Regions from separate parts of the Homo sapiens genome. Here region 2 is linked to region 1. A link is a loop called in an ENCODE intact Hi-C map of the cell type or tissue named here. Cell type or tissue: ovary. All regions are shown on one strand.

Evidence for each region. Hi-C counts contacts between places; a loop is a spot of excess contacts. Peaks named below come from ENCODE experiments on the same cell type or tissue, not always from the same donor. Only the 100,000 strongest peaks of a DNase experiment are listed, where the experiment ranks them.
Region 2: it touches region 1 in a loop (2.5-fold over the local background); 3 of 110 quality-filtered maps call a loop at or near these places.

Annotation. Positions count from the first base shown.
Region 1 is chr16:27,530,621-27,538,620 of GRCh38, reverse strand. It overlaps GTF3C1 (general transcription factor IIIC subunit 1), which reads left to right. Exons shown (of 37, transcript NM_001520.4): 3 at 265-441; 4 at 694-837; 5 at 5,234-5,330. Among named protein-coding and RNA genes, the nearest start is that of GTF3C1, 15 kb to the left of the region's middle. RefSeq lists enhancers at 1-13, 1-53. In ovary, no CTCF peak of the experiment used is centred here; no DNase peak of the experiment used is centred here.
Region 2 is chr16:27,623,821-27,631,820 of GRCh38, reverse strand. It overlaps KATNIP (katanin interacting protein), which reads right to left. Exons shown (of 28, transcript NM_015202.5): 4 at 2,991-3,160; 5 at 659-756. Among named protein-coding and RNA genes, the nearest start is that of KATNIP, 78 kb to the right of the region's middle. In ovary, no CTCF peak of the experiment used is centred here; a DNase peak (open chromatin) is centred at 3,440; H3K27ac peaks cover 3,024 bases.

The DNA of each region.
Region 1 (8,000 bases):
CCTTGGCGAGCCCTGAAGGGCTATCAGCAAGGAAATAAGATTGGCTCTGTTCCTTCAGCACACTACACTACTTTTATTATTATTATTATTGTCTTTTTTAGCACACTACACTTCTAAGACTGAAACTTGCTTAACTTAATTTTGGGATCTTGTAAACTCCTAGCAGAAGCAGGAAATGAGGATTCTGCACATTTCTTTTTCTTATCTCAGTTTTCCTAAAATCAGTTAAACTTATTTCTTCATGCGATTGTTTCCGATTTGCAGGTGGGGGAAGAAACTGATCATCGTTGCCTCCCAGGCCATGCGGTACAGGGCCTTGATAGGCCAGGAGGGGGATCCCGACCTGAAGCTGCCCGACTTCTCCTACTGCATCCTGGAACGGCTAGGCCGGTCCAGGTGGCAAGGGGAGCTCCAGCGAGACCTTCACACCACTGCTTTCAAGTAAGTGGGGGGATTTGCTTCTCTGCTTTAAATTATATGTCATTGCACCCTGAATCCCAAATGCAGGGGCCTGCTGTGGTATCTTCCCTGAGGCATGGCTTTTTGTTTCAAGGCCGTGGTCTCACAGTGACTGTTTTCTTAGGTTGGCTGGACAGGAGGTTTGTGTCTCTGGTGTTTATGTCCAAGTGAGAGACTCTATACATTGATAAAACTACCAGCAAAGCAAATGACATGGCTCCTCTTTTCCTCCAGGGTTGATGCTGGGAAGCTGCACTATCACAGAAAAATTTTGAACAAAAACGGGCTGATTACAATGCAGTCCCATGTGATCCGATTACCCACTGGAGCCCAGCAACACTCAATCCTCCTCCTACTGAACCGGTTTCATGTGGACAGGTATGGTTTGTAGTGACCAAAACATTAGGTTTTTTAGTTGCAGCCATGTGTAGTATGCTTTAAAAATTGTAGGGGCAGCTGGGTACAGTGGCTCATACCTGTAATCATAGCCCTTTGGGAGGCTGAGGTGGGAGAACTGCTTGAGGCCAAGAGTTCCAGACCAGCCTGGGCAATATACCAAGATGGCATCTTTATAAAAATAAAAAATTAGCTGGGCGTGGTGGTGCACACCTGTAGTCCCAACTACTCAGGAGGCTGAGGTAGGAGGATCGCTTGAGCCCAGGAATTTGAGGCTGCAGTGAGCCATGACTGCACTGCTATACTCCAGCCTGGGTGACAGAGTGAGACCCTGTCTCTTAAAAAAATAATAATAGAAGCCAAATTAGAATATGACTATAGCTTTTTTAAAAAATGGCATTTGTTATCTGTTTTTTTGTGAAAATAAGTCCTGCTTGTTTAGAAAACTAGGAAACTATACAGAAAAGAAGGAAAAATAAATCTGTAGCTTCACAGCTAACAATAGGAACCATTAACATTTTGGTGACATTTTGGGGAGATGTAAAAATACAAGTAAGTCAGATTTGATTTCTTGTGGTGGCAGAATTGTAGTTGAATTATGTCAGTTTCAAATTGGATGTTTTGCAGCACTCAACCATAATAACCTATATGGACAAGATGGCGAGGTTCTGCTAAGCGATAACAATGTGTGATATTGCTATTTTAGCAGGATATTGTTGTCCAGGTGATACAGCAAACTGGTAAAATGTGCACATTCTCTTCTGAGGACCAGGGAGACTGGGGGAGTGAGTAGGTTCTCTGACTTCTTCATCCTTGCCATTGGGGTGACCTAATTACCTGGCATCGGAATGAGGGACAGAAAAGTTTCACCACTCTGCAGAGGTCTCAGCCCTCACTGCACAACCTCATGCCCTTTTTTGTGGGAGGGGCAGAAGCCAGAATGGGAAAAGGTCAAGCTGGTGCAGGGCCTGGGAAGAGCAGCCCTTAGCTGAGGAAGCCCTGAGCCCTCAGTACCTGGCCAGCAGCTCTCTGGGGTGGAGGTAGGCAGCAATGAGGGATAATGGGGAGGGGAGGTGCATCCTCCAAAAGTGGGGGGAATGATTACATAGAAATGTTAAAGTTTACAGTGCACATGGGTTGGGCCAAAGAAAGTGCTTGACACATGTGCGTAGACTCTTTATTGACTGCGGATCTCCAGGGGTGAAAATCATCATTGCTGCACCTCTGTCAAATGTCCGCCTCCCAGATTTAAGCCATTCTTCTGCCTCAGCCTCCCGAGTAGCTGGGACTACAGGCACCTGCCACCATACCCGGCTAATTTTCGTATTTTTAGTAGAGTTTAGTAGGGTTTTGCCATGTTGGCCAGGCTGGTCTCGAACTCCTGACCTCAAGTGATCCACCCGCCTTGGCCTCCCAAAGTGCTGGGATTACAGGCGTCAGCCACCGTGCCCAGCTACACATAACTTTTGACTCCCCAAAAACTTAACTACTAATAGCCTACTGTTGATCAGAAGCCTTACCAATAATATAAAGTTAGTTAACACATATTTTGTTCCATGTGTTATAGCCTGTTCTTGTATTATTGCAATAAAGTAAACTAGAGAAAAGAAAATGTTATTAAGAAAATACGTTTACAACACTGTACTGTATTTATTGATACCATAAGTTTACATTGTCTGTTAACAAGATAAATTGAAATGGCGGGCAGTCGCAGCTGCAGACCTCACTCTACAGTACATGTCAAGCAATTTAACTTTTTCTTGAAATGTCATGACTTTTCTCTGCTTCTTGGGAGCGTTTCCAGCATCACTAGTGGCACTTTGTGTGGGTCCCATGGTGTTAGTCAAGGTTTATGGTATTGCACTAAACACGAGGAAAAATACGTGAGAACTGCAAGAGATCACCTTTTTTTTTTTTGAGACGGAGTTTCGCTCTTGTTGCCCAGGCTGGAGTGCGATGGCGCGATCTCCGCTCACCACAACCTCTGCCTCCAGGGCTCAAGCGATGCACCACCGCGCCCAGCTAATTTTGTGTTTTGAGGAGAGACAGGGTTTCTCCATGTTGGTCAAGCTGTTATTGAACTCCCGACCTCAGAAGAGATCACTTTTTACTGCAGCAAGTAATTTACTGGAGAGGAACTACTCACACAGAGATGAGATGAGCATCACATGGCTTTTTTTTTTTTTTTTTTATTTGACAGTCTCATTTGGTTGCCTAGGCTGGAGCGCAGTGGCACGATCTCGGCTCACTGCAACCTTTGCCTCCTAGGTTCAAGCAATTCTACTGCCTCAGCCTCCCAAGTAGCTGGTACTATAAGCATGTGCCACCACACCTGGCTAATTTTTTTGTATTTTTAGTAGAGATGGGGTTTCACCATGTTGGTCAGGCTGGTCTCGAACTCCTGACCTCAGGTGATACGCCCACCTCGGCCTCCCAAAGTGCTGGGATTACAAGCGTGAGCCATCACATCCGGCCCATCATATGGCATTTTTAAGCCAATGCTCACAACACTTAAGCTTGCCACAATAGCAACAGGAGGTGGCTACGAAGTTATTAACAGTAGTACACTGTGTATTACAGTTAATTTTATGCAGATTTGATTTCATCCTGCATCTTCATGTTTGTTTACATTTCCTCCACTGCAAATGGCACCGTGTATGGTCTGTAAGTGGTTGCATAAGTTTTGATTAACTTTTTATAATAGATTTGTGTATATTTTATGGTAATGAATGATAAAATAAAGTAGTATCCACCTATATTTTATGCATCAATGACATACCTTTTTCTTAATTTTTTTAATATTTCTAATGTTATACAGTTTGTCTATGAGTTTTCTCAAACTGTCACAAATCTCCAACAATTCTAATATATTTTTATATATTTTCTAATATATTTTTTCAATAAATATGAAAAAAAAAATCTGTGTATAAGTGGACCCGGCCAGTTCAAACCCATGTTGTCCAAGAGCCAACTGTACAGTATTAGAGAGAAGCATCTTTTATGAATTCACATTTTAATTGGGTCATACTATCCATTGGTTAAGTAACTGTCTCACCAAACTCTTCACTTGTGTATAGCTTGTGCTCAGCCCAAGAACACAGGGTGGCAGCTGTGGGGTAGGAGAGAGAACACTGCATTAAGTCAAGATCTGTATTTCCATCTTTGCCCCTCACTTGGGCAGTCACTTGACCTCTTTGAACCACCGTTGCCTCTTGTATTAAATGGCTGTGACACAGTGCCTTCTATGCAGAGTGGCTCATATGCATTAACTGTCTGTCCCTCCATTTATTCTTTCATTCATTGAGAAGCAGTACAGATGGGGAAGTGGGTGTAGTCTCTGGATCCCATACGTGTGCTCTCCCTTCTGCTAGGACTGTAAGTCAAGCCAAGCTGTGCTTGTCCAGCCGAACTGGCCACAAGATTTCTCCCTGCACCCCTCCCTGAGCTCCCACTAGACTTACACAGTCAAGGGCCCTCAATGTTTTTAAATAGCTTCCTTTGCTGGCCGTTAGCTTGGAAGCATTGATCATGACATCCGCTTCACGGTAGAAATGAGATGGAAGGTAGGCTCTGCCACGCCAGTGTAGTCAGGAGCAGGAACCGGAGCTTCAGAGTGGCGTCCCAGTGAGTGAGGAGAGGACTGGTTTTAGAGGAAGAAGACCTAGGTTTGTGTCTCCAGCCTGAACTTCGTAAAGTGTGTTAACTTTGTAGAATAACCCCCATCCTTCCTCACCAAGTGATCTGTTTTTTGTTTTTCTTTGAGATGGAGTCTCGCTCTGTCACCCAAGCTGGAATGCAGTGGTGCAATCTCGGCTCACTGCAACCTCCACCTCCCAGATTCAAGCAATTCTCCTGCCTCAGCCTCCCAAGTAGCTGGGATTACAGGCGCCCGCCACCACGTCTGGCTAATTTTTGTATTTGTAGTAGAGATAGGTTTTCACCATGTTGGCCAGGCTGGCCTCGAACTCCTGACCTCCAGTGATCTGCCTGCCTCGGCCTCCCAAAGTGCTGGGATTTTGCCCGGCCCCTCACCAAGTGATTTGTAAGAAGATATGTGTGATACTTCCTAAACTTAAAAGTATTGTAAAAATGAAAGGTGTTTTACAGAATCATGTCATGCAAGTTTTAGTGCTAGAGTCTAGTCTATACATTGCCTCTAGAAAGGTGGCCTTGGACGTGACAGAACCTCTCACAGCCACAGTCTCTCCACCTGTAGAAGGTAGGAGTTGGGCTGGATGATCTTTGAGACCTAAAAGATTCTGTTATTTATTGTAAAATGATTAAGTCAAGTCTTGCTTTGTCATCTTTAAGAAACAGGCAGTAAATATTGACTTCAGCAACAGGTTTGAAAAAACGAATTGCTCGGTGTTTCTTGCAGGAGGAGCAAATACGACATCCTCATGGAGAAGCTTTCGGTCATGCTGAGCACACGGACTAACCACATAGAGACGCTGGGAAAGCTGAGGGAAGAGCTGGTGAGCCTGGGGTTTCCCACGGGCGGGGCTGGGTGTGATCTGTACCATAGCCGGGAGGTCTTGTCAGGCATAGAGGAATGAATTGCAACCCAAAGCCCTATTCTGGATTTGATGCAAATGAGATTTTCCTTTGTTTGCTGTTTTTTTCTTTTCTTTTTTGAGACAGAGTCTTGCTCTGTTGCCCTGGCTGGGGTGCGGTGGTGCGACAGTGGCTCACTTCGGCCTTCGCCTCCCAGGTTCAAGCGATTCTCCTGCCTCAGCCTCCCGAGTAGCTGGGATTACAGGTGCCCGCCACCACGCCCTGCTAATTTTCATATCTTTGTTAGAGACAGATTTCACCATGTTGGCCAAGCTGGTCTTGAACCCCTGACCTCAAGTATCCTTCTGTCTCAGCTTCCCAAAGTGCTGGGATTACAGGGGTGAGCCACTGTGCCCAGCTGTTTTTTTAGAATAAGAGTGCTTTGTCCTTCATTTAAATTCTTGCCTTTGCCTGACTTCCATTTCTCCCCTGGAGTTCGTTCTAGGACCTATTATCAAAGTTCAGACGGAATAGGAAAATGCGGCATTTAGGTTTACTTCTGTAATCAAGCTTATGATCTTGTTCCCAGTGGTTTTGTACTGAAATAGCAGAGCGGCTGTCCTGAGGGGGAGGGGAGAGGACGCAGGGAGGAAGGCAGCTGTTGACCTGCTTCGTCTTTGGGCCCCAGAGCAGAGGCTGTGGCGAAGGGAGCGCGAGAGGGAGAAAGGCGGAGGGGAGCTGCTTCCAATCTGACTGGAAGGTTTCAGTGCAAGTCAGGAAAGAGCCAACGTTAGAGATGGGAGGAAAACAACATGGCCCTGTAGGTGAAACCAGAACTTAAAACTGAACATTTGAAGTCAAGCTCTTTGGTGACTAGTAGTTAGTCCCCTAATGAGTGGTCTTCTGTCTGACCGCAGGCACCAGGACAGTCCTTGTTCTTTCCCCACGTTGCATCGATGGAGTTCTCTGATTTCATTGTTCACAGGGGGAGGAGGTGTCTTCCACATTGCTAGATTCACTGCCTGCCTAAGCCTCTTTAAAGCAGTGGTTACAGTCTGGAGGCTTGTGGCCCAGACTTGGTCTGTTAAAAATAAATTTGACCTAGCATTTTTTAAGAAATTGAGACTTTCCATAAAAATCTAGGTTTCCAGTCTGTCTCCAGAAATGAGAAGCCTGGGCCTGCCGTCTCTCCTGACATCAGTTAGCTGGAACTAGTTGTGCACTAGCTGGGTCCCCCGCAGTCCACCTGCTTCCTGTCACCTCTCCGACATGAGGCAGGGAGGCAGGGCCATTTGTCACTCCATGAGCACTGCTGTTTGTAGTAGGGGAGAAGTGTTTTGCTTCTCTGTGTCTCAGTTTATCAGAGTAGAAAATCAAAGATAGATGGAGAAGGCCTCTCAGGAAACCCTGGCAGAAACGAAGGAATTTCCTACCGGCTTAATAAACAAATACCTGGCCACCGTGTGGATTAATGTTACTTGTCCAGCCCATGCAGACTCTGGAGATTGAAACCCTCTCTCCTACCAAGTCACTCGGGGGCAGGGAGACAGGGCTAGTCTGGTTTCAGGTCAGCCCTGTGGACTGTGTTAGCAGCAAGCCTTGACTGTTACTGGACAGCCTTTCACTTATTCATTGAACAGATACTTCAGGGAGTGTGTATGTTGAGTTAGAACTGTGTTCCACAATAAGATGGTGAAAGTTAGCCAGGATGACAGGTCTCACACTGTCGTGGAGCTGTCTAATCAGAAGGGCAGGCGTGTGAACACATACCTGGAAGGATGTAGCTGAGCCAGTAGAGGGAAAGGGGTGCTTTCTTTAGAGAACTGGGGAAAGCCTCAAAGAGCTGTGCCAAAAGCACAGTTGAGCTGGGCTTTTCCCCACATAGACAGAGGGGAAGTGGCATTTGAGGGAAAGGAGAAGAGCTGGTGCAAAGGCATGAGTTGTGGAAGGCCATGCAACATGCTTAGAAGTGGGCAGTAATCCAGAGGGCAGCTGGCACATTGTGTGGCTGGATAGGAAGGTAGGGGCCCAATCAGAAAGGACTGGAGTGCTGGCTGAGGAGTGGGGACTTTAGCCTTGAAACTTTAGCCTTATGCACTGCTGCTGGCCGTGTAGAAATGAAGAAGTTATTAGCCAGGGGTGGTGGTATGCACCAGTCCAGCTACTCGGGAGACTGAGACCAGAGAATCGCTTGAGCCTGGGAGGTGGAGGTTGCAGTCTAGGCATATGAGCTGGTGGAGGGAAGGGGATGGGAAGAAGGTGGCGAGGTTGTGGTCATGAGGGCTGGAATTGTTTGAGAAACATTTTGGAGGTGAAACTAACAGGACGTGGTGAGTGCCTGCACTGGGATGTAGAGGTGACTGAAGAAGGAGGATCTCGAGATGAAGCCAGTGAGTTTCGCTGGAGTGGCTGCTGCTCACTGAGGCAGCGCAAAGGCAGGCTTCTGACGCAGGGATCATGTCTGCTTGCTCACTGCGGGCCCCCACGATGAAGACAGTGCCTGGCCCCCTGTAGAGGCTCAGTAAATATTTGCTGAATGGGAGTTGAATAAATAGGTCAGAAAGAGGAGCAGATTTGGGTGAGGAGGAGGCACAGGACAAATCTCAGTTTCAGACATATTGGGTATGAAGATCTTCCATGACTATCCCCTG
Region 2 (8,000 bases), 93 kb before region 1:
TTGTCATATGCACCCACTGTATCCCTGACATCCAGAACTGTGCCTGGCACATAGTGGGTACTCAATAAAAAAATAGCTGAATGAATGAGTCATCATGATGGGACTCTGAGTCTGACCTTCCTATACCCCCAAGTGGGGCTGGAGTGGCCACATCCAAAGGGGAGGGCCGTGCAGCAGAGCGGTCTCTCCAAAGGTCAGTTCCACATGCAGAAAGGGCACACTACCATGCCCAGCCAGACCCACCTACTCCCCATAGGGTGTTTTTTTTTTTTTTTTTAGACAGGCTCTTGCTCTGTTGCCCAGGCTGGAGTGCAGTGGTGCAACTGTAGCTCACTGCGGGCTTAAACTTCTGGGCTCATGCAATCCTCCCACCTCAGCCTCCTGAGTAGCTGGGACTAGAGGTACGTGCTGCCACACCTGGCGAATTTTTTATTTTTATTTTTAGTAGAGATGAAGTCTCACTTTGTTGCCCAAGCTGGTCTCGAACTTCTGGGCTCAAAGTGATCCTCCCACCTCACCCTCCCAAAATGCTGGGATTGCATAAAGGAGCCACTGTGCCTGGCCCATGGGGGTTTTAAATGCTCTGATTGTATTTCTATTCCCACAGCCACCCACACTCTGTATTCTAAAGCGTGGGCTGGGGCCACAGTCTCCAGACCTGGTGCCATCCTCGGCGCTGGACTTTACTGGGGGCTGTCCGTGAACTGCGTCTTAAGGCTTCTTCAGCTTCTCGAAACAGAGTTCTTCGTCCATAATCTGCACCAGAGACGAGGGAAGGAGACTTGGTGAGGCACTGATGACAAGCTCACAGTACTGGGTTGGTTTGTAACTCATGTCTAAAATGCGTATCAGTGTGCCCAAAGTCTTGTGTATGAGGACATTGACTACAGCGTGGTTGTGGCAACAAGACATCAGAAAACAAGCTAAATGTTGAGCAAAAAAGGAATGGGTAAATAAGTTCCAGTATATATATCCATGCCATGGAATAATATGTATAATATATGGCCGGATCAGGCAGGTCTGTATATACAGAGAAGAGTCTCTAAGCTACAGAGACAAGGTTCAGGACAGTAGGTACAAGAGGTCACCATTTGTGTAAAAGAGTGTAGAGGGTGAATCTCTTTGCTGAATGAATGAATGAATGAATGAAGGTACTGCTGGTGTTCCAAGTACACAGAATCCTGTTATCTGTTCCTCCCTGAAACCTGGACCAGGAAAAGCTGAATTCTCCTTACTAGCAGCAGCAGGTCTGCCTCCACTGTGAAAACTAGGAGAGCCACTGGTTTCCCTCTTTGCCCTGGGGGCTGGGGAGCTCAAGCTACACTCTGAGTTCAACTGTAGTGGCTCTCCTAGGAAACCATTTCAGGAATCATTTTCTCTTCTTGCCCTTTTGTTGTTGTTTTGACTTTTACTATATATTAATGGCTTGGGATCTTACCATGTCTGTGAGGCCATAGATTAGAATAACACAAATCAGTTACTGTGTGACAGACAGCTTACATTTCTTACATCATTTAATCTTCCCAGCAAGCCTGCAAGGTGGGCATAATTATTCCCATTTTATGCAAGAGGAAACTGAGGGTCAGAGAGGTCCTAACTGCCTAAGGTCTCAAAGCCAGAAAGTGGCAGAACAGGGTTCATTCAAATCCAGTCTGCCTCATTCCAGATCTTCTTGTAACTTGCTTGGTAGCACACTGGCCTCTCCAACAAGGCAGCCTACCTTAAAGGCATTCTGACAGCTACTTGGGATAAGCAGTCTCGCCAGTCCCATTTTATTATTGTTTTTTAAATATTTATTTATTTATTTTGAAACAGGGTCTTGCTCTGTCACCCAGGCTGGAGTACAGTGGCATAGTCATAGCTCATTGCAACCTTGACTTCCCGGGCCCAGTCAGTCCTCCTGCCTCAGCCTCCTGAGTAGGTGAGACTACAGGCATGCACCACCATGCCCAGCTACTTTTGTATTTTTTGCAGATACAGGGTCTCACTATGTTGCCCAGGCTGGCCTCTAACTCCTGAGCTCAAACGATCTGCCCACCTTGGCCTCCCAAAGTGCTGGGATTACAGGCCTGAGCCACCATGTCTAACTGAGTCCCATTTTAAAGATGAGCAAACAAAGGCACAGAGAGACTAAGTGGCTTCCCCATGGTATCCTGACTCCACGTGCTCTGCTGTTTCATTCATTCAACTGCCCAATCATTTTCCGTGTCTATGCTAGGCTGGGTTGGGAATTTTTCTATTACACACAAGCTTCCTGTGGTTTTCTTATAGGGCACGTGAAATCCATTTAAAGTATGCACAGTATAGATTAACTAAATACAGAAATGAGTGGTAAAATCAAATATTACACAGGGGTTAGGTACTAAAGTTAAAACATACTAAGTGAAAAATCAGATATAATCCAAAATTTCCCTAGACATTTCCTTAAAGTACTGACTTAAGACCCAGGAAATGTAAAAGCTAGAAATTTACTGCTTTGGCTGCCTTTGCTCTGGGGTAGTAGAGGCCAAGACTAGTTTAAACAGGAATAAAACAGGATTTCTCTTTCTCATTCTTATGCTCTCTTTCTGGCCATGCGGGTGTAGTTAACTTGTGTTCGTTGTTCACATGCACAGGATGTGGTTCCATAATCCCTATTTTTTTTTTTTTTTTTTTGACAGAGTCTCGCTCTGTCACCCATGCTGGAGTGCAGTGGTGCGATTTCGGCTCACTGCAACCTCCGCCTCCCAGGTTTAAGTGATTCTTGTGCCTCGGCCTCCTCAGTAGCTGGGACTACAGGTGCATGCCATCATGCCTGGCTAATTTTCGTATTTTTAGTAGAGATAGGGTTTCACCATGTTGCCCAGGCTGGTCTGGAACTCTTGGCCTCAAGTGATCCACCCGCCTCAGCCTCCCAAAGTGATGTGATTACAGGTGTGAGCCACTGCACCCTGCCCCTAATTAATTTTGATTAACAGAGCTGAGACTCAGCCTGGAGGGCCTGTGCTCACCGTGTGTCCCCTCCGTGTGGGAGGCACTTCTGGAGAAGTCAGAGTGAATAGCTTTCCGCGGTGATGATTTCAGCTCCGAATTGGCACCGTTGACATAGACAGAGAAACCTTGCTCCAAGTGCTCCAGCCTCAATTGCACGGGGTCCTTGCTTTTCAAATGCTTTAATATCCTGAAAGAGAAACGGTGGGTTGTTCCTCCTCATCATTTGAGAGTCTGGGCTGCTGTACCCCCAAGCCAGGAGTGAACTGCTGTTCCCACAGTGAAGCGTCTCTAATCAGAGCCCAGGGGGCGTGTGCCCAGCTGTTTGTCTACAAACAGCCTCTGACAGGCCCATTACCCACTTAGAGAAGCCACGAGGGGCAGACAGTTTGGGGCCCTACAGGGAAGTTTCTGCAGCTCTCATTCTGAGGCTCAAATACACATTAGCGAAAAAGAACACACCCAGTTCATGCCCCGTGCTGGCCAAGGCAGAGAGGAGGCGTGTGTTTACACACTGCTATCATACAGCCTGGGCTTTCTGAAAAGATCCCAATTTTATGCAATTTCACTTTGTGTGAAACTTTGTTTGATGTGTAACAAAAAGGGGTTTTTAGGCTCTCAGGCTTTGTGAGAGAGATTTCATACCACCCATTTACAAATCAGAAAACAGCTTTCGTCAGACCAGGTGGGCTAACGTTTTGCTTCAGTGAATAGATGTGTTCTCAAAACACTCACCCCTGATATTTCAAAGGCCATCATGTCATATTCTAATGCAGTTAAAAAATATATCAATGCAGGCGTTGGTTCAAGGTTAACAATAGGATTATCACATCTTTTGGCTAAAAGGCAGGAGTGTTGCCAGGTCCCTAATTTAGCTTTCACTGAAGCCCATCCTTACACCTTGGGCCTGGTCCTTTACCCAATCCTGATGTCACACTGCCATATGCAGAGTACAGTGTCTTCTTCAGCCCCCAGAGAACTGCTTCCATTGGACGCCAGACTCGCCTGCATTTTATACACAGCTTTAGACACTCCTACATCAACAACATTTATACAGACAACCAGCCAACCTAGCAACAAGTGTGCCTCTTCTTCAGTAATTAAATAAGTGCCAATCAAATTAGCAAAATTTAAATTTTAAAAAATAATAGCAATCACATAAAAGGTGCATACTGTATGCTAAACTCTGTTCTAAAAACCTAAAGTCGATTCTCATTATTCGCAGTACGAGCGGTCTAGAAAGTCACCGTGAATTCTGAATTAGAGAATTTGGAACTACTGCTTCTAGAGGAAATACAGGGTCAGGTGCCTGTGAGTCTTTGTTCACATTTTCATGAACCAATCAACACAGAACCTTGTGTATGTGTGTTTCTGTTTAAAGATGCCTTATTACGCCGTTGATTCATTCACACCAAACTCACAGCCAAAAGCACTATCACTCATGCCTGAACAAAGCTTCCTAACATATGTATTTTCTTCATAAGGCATATCACAGCCTCATGCTTAGGAACACTGAACAGCATTTCTGCACTATGTATAAGGCCAGTTTAAGCAACGAAATCACCAGCAGAAAGCACAAAAATGTGAAAAACATGGCACTACGTACAAGGCAAAAAGGACACTTGTTTATAGTATGAGAGGCAGAGAATTGCCTTGTTCTATATCAGCTGGGAACGTGTGTATCGGGGGACTAAAGATGTTGCCTCTCTGCACGTGTCTGCAAGTGACCGCAAAAATGCAGCAAGTATTGACTGTGGGGTTACAGATCAGTTTTAATGATGACACAAATTCACAGACAGAAAGTCAGAGAATAATGATGATCAACGATATGAAGAAGTTACTCTTCACAATAATCCTACAGGGTAACCACTTTTTTTTTTTTTTTTGAGACGGAGTCTCGCACTGCCACCCAGGCTGGAGTGCAGTGGTGCGATCTCGGCTCACTGCAACCTCCACCTCCTGGGGTTCAAGCGATTCTGATTCTCCTACCTCAGCCTCCCAGGTAGCTTGGACTACAGGCATGTGCCACCACACCTAGCTAATTTTTTTTTTTTGCGTGTGTTTTTAGTAGAGACAGGGTTTCACCATGTTGGCCAGGCTGGTCTTAAACTCCTGACCATCTGCCCACTTCGGCCTCCCAGAGTGTTGGGATTACAGGCGTGAGCCACTGTGCCTGGCCATAATCACTTTTATTATCTCCATTTAGTAGATAAGGAGTATAAGGCATAGAAAGGTTAAAGAACTTGCCCAAGGTCACATAGCTATTATAGTATGTGGCAGGGGTAGAATGCAAACTTAGGCAATTTGGCTCCAGAGTCTACACCAAAACGAAGACAACTTGTAAAGCTAGCAAGATGATGTTGAAACTGGCAAACTTAGACATCGCTGGTAATTCATAGAACCTTCTCAGAAGTAGTATGAAAATATAGAAAATGCCATATGTTTGGTCTTTGCCCAGTAAGCACATTCCGGCAAATTGTTCCTAAGCATATGAACTCTGGGCAAGAAGATAGTCAGTGTTCAGTAATAACAAAACTCTGGAAGCAACCCAAATGTCCAACACCAGAGAAGTGGAAGCTGCTATTACACAGATGTTATCATTATGAAGACTCTATAGAAACATGGGGGACTGTGATCTGTTCAGTGGGGGGCGGGGGAGTGGTGATGAAAAAGGCAGAATAAAAATGATACAGAGGCCAGAGCACAGTGGCTCATGCCTGTAATCCCAGCACTTTGGGAGGCTGGGGCAGGCAGACTGGACTGCTTGAGCCCAGGCGTTCTGAGATTAGCCTGGGCAACATGGTGAAACCCCGTCTCTATAAAAAATATAAAAATTAACTGGGCGTGGTAGCGTGCACCTGTGGTTCTAGCTACTTGGGAGGCTGGGGCAGGAGGATGGCTTGAACTGGGGAGGTTGAGGCTGTAGTGAGACATGATCATGCCACTGCACTCCAGCCCGGGTGACAGACAGAGACCTTGTCTCCAAAAAAAAAAAGAAAGAAAGAAAAAAGAAAAGAAATGAAATGAAAAGAAAAAGGCATATGTAGTAAAGGTAATGTTGGAAAACTGTGTGTTTGTGGACCCAGTGTGGAAGGTGATAAATGTAACATGAAATGAGTTGTTGAGGGAAGGTGGTGGCATTGTGGGTGATTTCTTTGTTTATTTTTTAAATGTTTCTTTAGCAGCTGATACATTCATCTTTTCACCAATTGTGGCAGGAACATTTATTACAGGCTGCTTATCTCTTGCCAGCCTTGGAAGCCTGGGAGATGCCTGATTGTTGGGCAACAACATAAAACGGAAGAAAAACACAAGTAACTAAGAGACAATTTCCAAACACAGCAATAGCTACGCTTGCAAGAGCAAACAATCAAGGGACAATGTAGGCACCGTCAGTCTCCAGGGAGGGAGCAGGAGCCTAGGTCCTGGGAGGCCTGTGGCGGGGCAGAGTGGGGAATCTGATCACCCAGGCAGACAGCCTGCCTCAACTTCTCTCCCTGCCTTCTGATGCCACGTTAACAGTCACGGCATCCAGCTATCCAGGATCTGAGACTGGCAGTCCACGGGTGCCCCTCCTTAGGCAGAATGATTTATGAAAATGTAGATTTATGAAACTGATAAATTAGGAGATAATTATTCAGACTGGAAAGGAATTGCTAAAGGAACTCCCCTACTGCAATGGAGTGCATCAGTAATATCCAGGTGGCATCAAAGAAAAGTGTTTTTTAAAAATTGATAGCCTACTTTGCATAAAAAGCTGTCCTGGGCAGAGGGGACTCAGATAAATCAGATTCCTCTCCTGCCCTATCTAAAATCGAACTCTTCCCTCCTGCTGCCCTGCCACCCTCTACTGGCTTGCCGGTTCAACTTTTTCCAATGGCACACTATCACTGGCTAATGTTATATTATGGATGTATCTGTGTATTTGTTTATTCTTCTTCCCCCGCACTGGACTCTGAGCCTCTGTCCTATGGGCCATGGTGCCTGCTGAATGAGGAAAGCTCTCAATGGCTATTTCTTTCTTTTCTTTTTTTCCCGGGTCTTGCTCTGGTGCCCAGGCTGGAGTGTAGTGGTGTGATCACAGCTCACTGCAGCCTTGATCTCCTGGGCTCAAGCAATCCTCCCACCTCAGCCTCTCGAGTAGCAGGGACTACAGGTGCGTGCCACCACACCCGGCTAATTTTTGTATTTTTTTTTTGTAGAGACAGGGTCTCCCTGTGTTGTCCAGGCTGGTCTCAAACTCCTAGGCTCAGTGGATCCACCCACCTTGGCTTCCCAAAGTCCTGGGATTACAGGCATGAGCCACTGCGTCTGGCCTCAATGCCTGTTTCTGGAACAAGTGACCCCAAGGATCTCAAGTTGGGGCAGGAGACATGGATGAATACCCTAGTGCTCACAGCTACTATTCACGTGATGCACACCACACCCATCATTTCCATTTTATGCCCATGTTGGCCTTTGGGATCACCTGCACAGATGAGGAAGTGAAGGAGTGAGTGGGGAGTACAGGGTGTGATGAGGCAGTCTAGGGACCTGACATGGCTGGGGCTGGGGTGGTTCGGGGAGGAGTCTCCTCCTCGTGGGCCACCGGGGCAGGGACCTAGATGGCAAGGAGGACCCAGTGAACACAAGGGCCCTTTGAACACAAAGTTTCAAAGGGAAACTTACAGGAAAACTTGCCCACAAAAGTGCTGGGCCTGCAGCCCCAGGAGAAGATCCAGGCAGAAAGAAGGAAGGAGAGAACCAGCATCACTGGGGGCCTCACCTGGACCTTTGTCTGAGCCAGAGCTTTAACCCAGTCTATCCTTTTGTCCTCATGGCAGCCCAGGGAGGTGCCGGCATCTTTAGTCTCCTGTTACAGAAGAGGAAACAGACCCCAGGGAGGTTTAGGGACTTGCTCAAGGTCATGCAAGCTGGGGAAATGGCAGAGCCTCTGGCAATGAGGACCCTTTGAACACAAGGGCCCTTTGAACACAAAGGGCAGGTCACTGTGTTCTCAGAGGGCAGCGGCTTAATTGTGACTAGGCTTA